Linked DNA regions of Homo sapiens: region 2 is linked to region 1. A link is an interaction called in ENCODE POLR2A ChIA-PET data of the cell type or tissue named here. Cell type or tissue: A673. All regions are shown on one strand.

Evidence for each region. ChIA-PET counts read pairs that join two places held together with the same protein. Peaks named below come from ENCODE experiments on the same cell type or tissue, not always from the same donor. Only the 100,000 strongest peaks of a DNase experiment are listed, where the experiment ranks them.
Region 2: POLR2A ChIA-PET joins it to region 1 with 5 read pairs; 1 of 35 experiments calls an interaction of 5 or more read pairs at or near these places.

The regions. Positions count from the first base shown.
Region 1 is chr16:24,541,622-24,544,121 of GRCh38, forward strand. All of the region lies in intron 1 of RBBP6 (RB binding protein 6, ubiquitin ligase), which reads left to right. Among named protein-coding and RNA genes, the nearest start is that of RBBP6, 3.3 kb to the left of the region's middle. In A673, no CTCF peak of the experiment used is centred here; no DNase peak of the experiment used is centred here; H3K4me3 peaks cover 1,756 bases; H3K27ac peaks cover 712 bases.
Region 2 is chr16:24,343,492-24,345,991 of GRCh38, forward strand. The region is part of intron 1 of CACNG3 (calcium voltage-gated channel auxiliary subunit gamma 3); the gene reads left to right. Among named protein-coding and RNA genes, the nearest start is that of CACNG3, 88 kb to the left of the region's middle. RefSeq lists an enhancer at 41-542. In A673, no CTCF peak of the experiment used is centred here; a DNase peak (open chromatin) is centred at 1,520.

The sequences.
Region 1 (2,500 bases):
TTAGATTCTTTCTCCTTTTCAAAAGTATTTTGATAATATTGGGAACTTAACAGTAGATAAATGTGACAAGCAGTCTTTCCTGACTCTGAACTTGTTTTGGTTTCTTTTTCTCAGATCAGTAATGCTGATGTGTATTTTTTAGCAGTTCGGTGTTCTAAAAGTTACTGATGGAATGAGAAGAAGTGAAGTTACAATTAGGTTAGGGTATTTTTTTAGTCACTAAATTTTTATCACACTTAAGGTGTGACATGGATTCTTTTAGTTGAAATGGGAGGTCCCCCACCTCCAGCCTGTAGTTTAGGTAGAGTAAATCTTGTCATGTAGAAGACCAGTTTTCCATTTACAATGCAGACCTAAGTATAATTGTATTAGGTTAAGGAACAGCAGTGCTGGCATATCATGACTCAAAAATATTAAGGAAGAATTTATTTGCTCAAATGATATTATGTGAAAATACTGTCTGCTTCCCCACCTTTTAAAAACAAGTGTCATACCCTTTGATAATTGGAGCTATGTGTAATCCTCTGCCTAAGGAGAGGAAAAACTGGTGGTGGTCATGAACAGTTGAGAAATAGCTTTATTTAAGTGCCTCACAAGCATCCCTTAACTACAACAGTCACATTTCACAGAACAGATGGGTTTATAAGAAGTTTGGGCCATCTTGACATATTGAGTATTTATGAATGAGAGGAGAGACAATATGAATGGAATTAAAGGATATTAAGGCAATTTTAATCGTCATATATTCAGGTTTCATATTTTACTGGAGTATTACACAATCGAATCATTAGGGCTAGGCGTTATCCATCTTTTCGACCCAACAATTGAATGCAGCTTTTTTTTTTTTTTTCCCCTGAAACAGAGTCTCACTCTGTCACCCAGGCTGGAGTGCAGTGGCACCATCTTAGCTCACTGCAACCTCCGCCTCCCTGGTTTGAGCGATTCTCATGCCTCAGCCTCCCAAGTAGCTGGGACTACAGGCATGCGCCACTACACCCAGCTAATTTTTTTTTGTATTTTTAGTAGAGATGGGGTTTTGTCTTGCTGGCCAGGCTGGTCTCGAACTCTTGGCCTCAAGTGATCCACCCACCTGGGTCTCCCAAAGGGCTGGGATTACAGGCATGTGAATGCAACTTTAGACTGGGTAAGTTATAGTTAAAAGAATCCTGTCCGGAAATTTAAGAGTTTTGTGACTTTGTGTAACCAATTTTTTTTTCCTAGCCCAGGAAATAAATGATACGTAATTCAAACCCAGAAAGCCAGGAATGTGTTTTTGCCCAGCACATTTTCTTTTTTATATTTATGTGAACTGCCCTTTATTGGAGAAAGCTTTGATGTTCGGTTTGTTAAGAAAAGGGAGCTTTGAGGGAGAAAATGTGTATTTTATGCAGTCCTCAAATTAAGAGAGAAAGAGATATTGATGGTAGCTACTTAACTAGTTTTATGGGAAATAGTATCCAATGTCACAAGGCAGTTGAGTAGAATGCCATTTGGTTTTAGCACCGATATTCAACATATTTACTAAAGAAAACTATGGTAATCTTTTTATCACAGTTAAGGTCCAGTTTCTTAATTTCATTCTTATAATTTTAAAATCCCTAATCTACCATGTTTCTGTAAAACATTTCCTTACAGTTTTGGAATTATGTGCATGTTTAGGTCCCTTAAATCTTTTTTTTTTTTTTTTTTGGAGACACATCCTCACAGGCTAGAGTATAATGGCACAATTTTGGCTCATTGCAGCTTCAACCTACCAGGCCCAGGTGATCCTCCCACCTCAGCCTCCCAAGTAGCTGGACTACAGCCACACACCACCATGCCTGGCTAATTTATTGTAATTTTTTTTTATTTTATTTTGGTAGAGATGGGGATTTTGCCATGTTGCCCAGGCTGGTCTCCTGAGCCCAAGTGTTCTCCTGCCTTGGCCTCCCAAGGCCATCCCAAAGTGCTGGGATTATAGGCTTGAGCCACTGTGCCTGGCATAGGACCCTTAAATCTTGATAAGACTGAAACGCTTGGGTCAGAATTCCATGGATTTTAGACAAGAATCCTGCTTGTTTCTAGACTGTATTTCAAAATGAATATCAAGTAATCTTTGTTATATATGAGAAACTTTTCTGCACACCGACCCCTAAAAAACAAAACATCCTTCGTTCTGAAATTAAAGTGTGAGAGGTTTGGAAGCTGAATATGAAGTGTTTATAAATGACCCTTGTCACCTTTCTTACTCTCCATTTCTCGGATTCATTCTGTTTTTCATTTCATCCATGCCTTTCATGTCTGGGGTCAAAAAAACTGGCAAGCAGAAAGGGTCTTTTGAAGCCAACAGACTACTTGTTAAGGAGGTATTTTAAATGAAATACCCCCAAAGTGTCTTTATTACCCCTAGAAAGATACTTTGAGGGGTAAGAAATCATTGTAATTCAGGTATTTAAAAAGTCAGTTAGAACATCTGTTTTGAAGGGCATTGAGGCACCTTTTAGTTTGACACAGTACGGTG
Region 2 (2,500 bases), 200 kb before region 1:
CCTTCCCCTGCCCAGGTGCCCCTGGGACATGCCATGGGGAAGCATAGTTAATGGAGAAGCCACTGGTCCAGTTCATTGCCAACATCAATAGTAGGGGGTAGGCTATAAAATGATCATGAAGCGACCAGGCAAAGAACTTAGTTCACAATACAGACTTGTTGAAGAGAGTGTAATTCATAATAGTAGTTAGGAACTTTGTCTTTGGGGTCAGCTGGTAAATGTCAAGCTGTGTCCTTGAGTAAATCGGTGACTTGGCTAAGCTTCAATTTCCTCCTCATATTAATAACATTGCCTCATTATAACATTAGGCATCTCAGGCCGGGCACAGTGGCTCACACCTGTAATCCCAGCACTTTGGGAGTCTGAGACGGGTAGATCAGGAGGTCAGGAGATCAAGACCATCCTGGCTAACACAGTGAAACCCCGTCTCTACTAGAAATACAAAAAATTAGCCAGGCATGGTGGCAGGCGCCTTTAATCCCAGCTACTCAGGCGGCTGAGGCAGGAGAATGGCGTGAGCAGAGCAAGCAGTGAGCCAAGATTGCGTCACTGCACTCCAGTCTGGGCGAGATTCCGTCTCAAAAAAATAATAAATAAATAACATTAGGCACCTCATAAAGTCATTTAGATAGCTAAAGAGGATAAAACACGTAAATGTGGCCAGGCGCAGTGGCTCACATCTGTAATCCCAGTGCTTTGGGAGGCTGAGGCGGGTGGTTCACCTGAGGTCAGGGGTTCAAGACCAGCCTGGCCAACATGGTGAAACCCTGTCTCTACTAAAAATACAAAAATTAGCCAGGCCTGGTGGTCGGGAGGCTGTGGCACAAGAATCGCTTGAACCTGGGAGGTGGAGGTTGCAGCGAGTTGAGATCGTGCCACTGCACTCCAACCTGGGCAATAGAGCAAGACTCAGTCTCAGAAAAAAAAAAAAAATGCATAAATGCTTAGAATGGTACCTGGTATATAGTAGGTGCACACGTGTGTTACTTATTATGATTTCTTATCCAGTCAACTGGAAGGGGATGGGGCTTAAAACCAAACAGGCATATATAAATGAAACTCTAAAATATGAACAAGCATGAATAAGGTCTTTTTTTCCCAATATCAGGGAAGAAATTATGGGTCTGTCTTTTTTCTAAGAATTTCCTTGAGTCTTCTCTCCTGAACCTCCTTCCTGGTTCTGAGTCTATTATTTGCCTGGTAAGCGGAGAATCAGAACCAAGGAGATGTTCTACATATCCCAAGGCATTTATTATGAAATGGCTCTGGCCTGGAGCCTACTTATAGTAGAAATTAAATATATGACACTCTTATTTTTATGAGATCATAATAGACATCATGATAGTAGCCATGGTAGCCATAATAATAACGGCTACTATTCATAGTGTAATGGTGAAACTACACAGCCTTTGAAACCTGGATCCAAAAATCAATTCCGTCACTCACCAGCTGTGACACCATCTCCTCTGTGATTTTCCATTGTCTCATTATCAAATGTTAATACTAATAGCCTCTACCTCCTGGGGTGGTAAACAAGGGTAAATGAGATAAGGGGTGTAAGGTTTCAGCTATGTGCCTGGCCAATTGGAAGCACTTAATAAGTGTCAGCCATTATTATGACATGCCTAGAGCTTTGCAAAAATTATCTCATGTTCATGTATAGCTTTATTTCATTCTTACAATAACAGTTCTGAAATACCAACGCAGCTCTGTCTGATTCCGAACCTTGTCCGTTTCCCACGACATCACAATGCCCGCCCCCCTGATTCCACTCCAGCTACACAGACAGGGAAAGGGACAAGAATGCATAATTTCTGGAAAATTTTTTGTCCTTTAAAAGAACTGGCAGAGCTATTAACTGCCCCCAGAGACTGGTTAACTGTCTAGTTAACTAACACCCAAAATGATGATTAAACATCCACACCTCAGCCGGGCAAGGTGGCTCACGCCTGTAATCCCAGCACATTGGGAGGCCGAGGCAGGTGGATCACCTGATGTCAGGAGTTCGAGATCAGCCTGGTCAACATGGTGAAACCCATCTCTCCTAAAAATACAAAAATTAGCCGGGCATGGTGGCAGGTGCCTGTAATCCCAGTTACTCGGGAGGCTGAGGCAGGATAATCTCTTGAACCCGGGAGGCAGAGGTTGCAGTGAGCCGAGATCGTGCCATTGCAATCCAAACTGGGCGACAAGAGAGAAACTCTGTCTCAAACAAAACAAAAAAGACAGCAAATGTGGACGGATGTTCAAGATGCATGTTCAGCAAATCTGAGGCTCCCAAAGGGGTGAACCTCATAGCGAGGGAGATGAGCTGTGATCCTTTGGGAGGGCAGAGAGGGAAAGGGAGTGTCCTGTGGTCAGATATGAACATCATTGGGGAGAGTGGACTATTCTGGAATGCCTGGACTCAGCTCTTGATTGGAATGCCGGTTCTATTTAGGTTGGTGCAAAAGTAATTGCACAACTGCACAATTACTTTTACATCAACCTAAATAGCTAC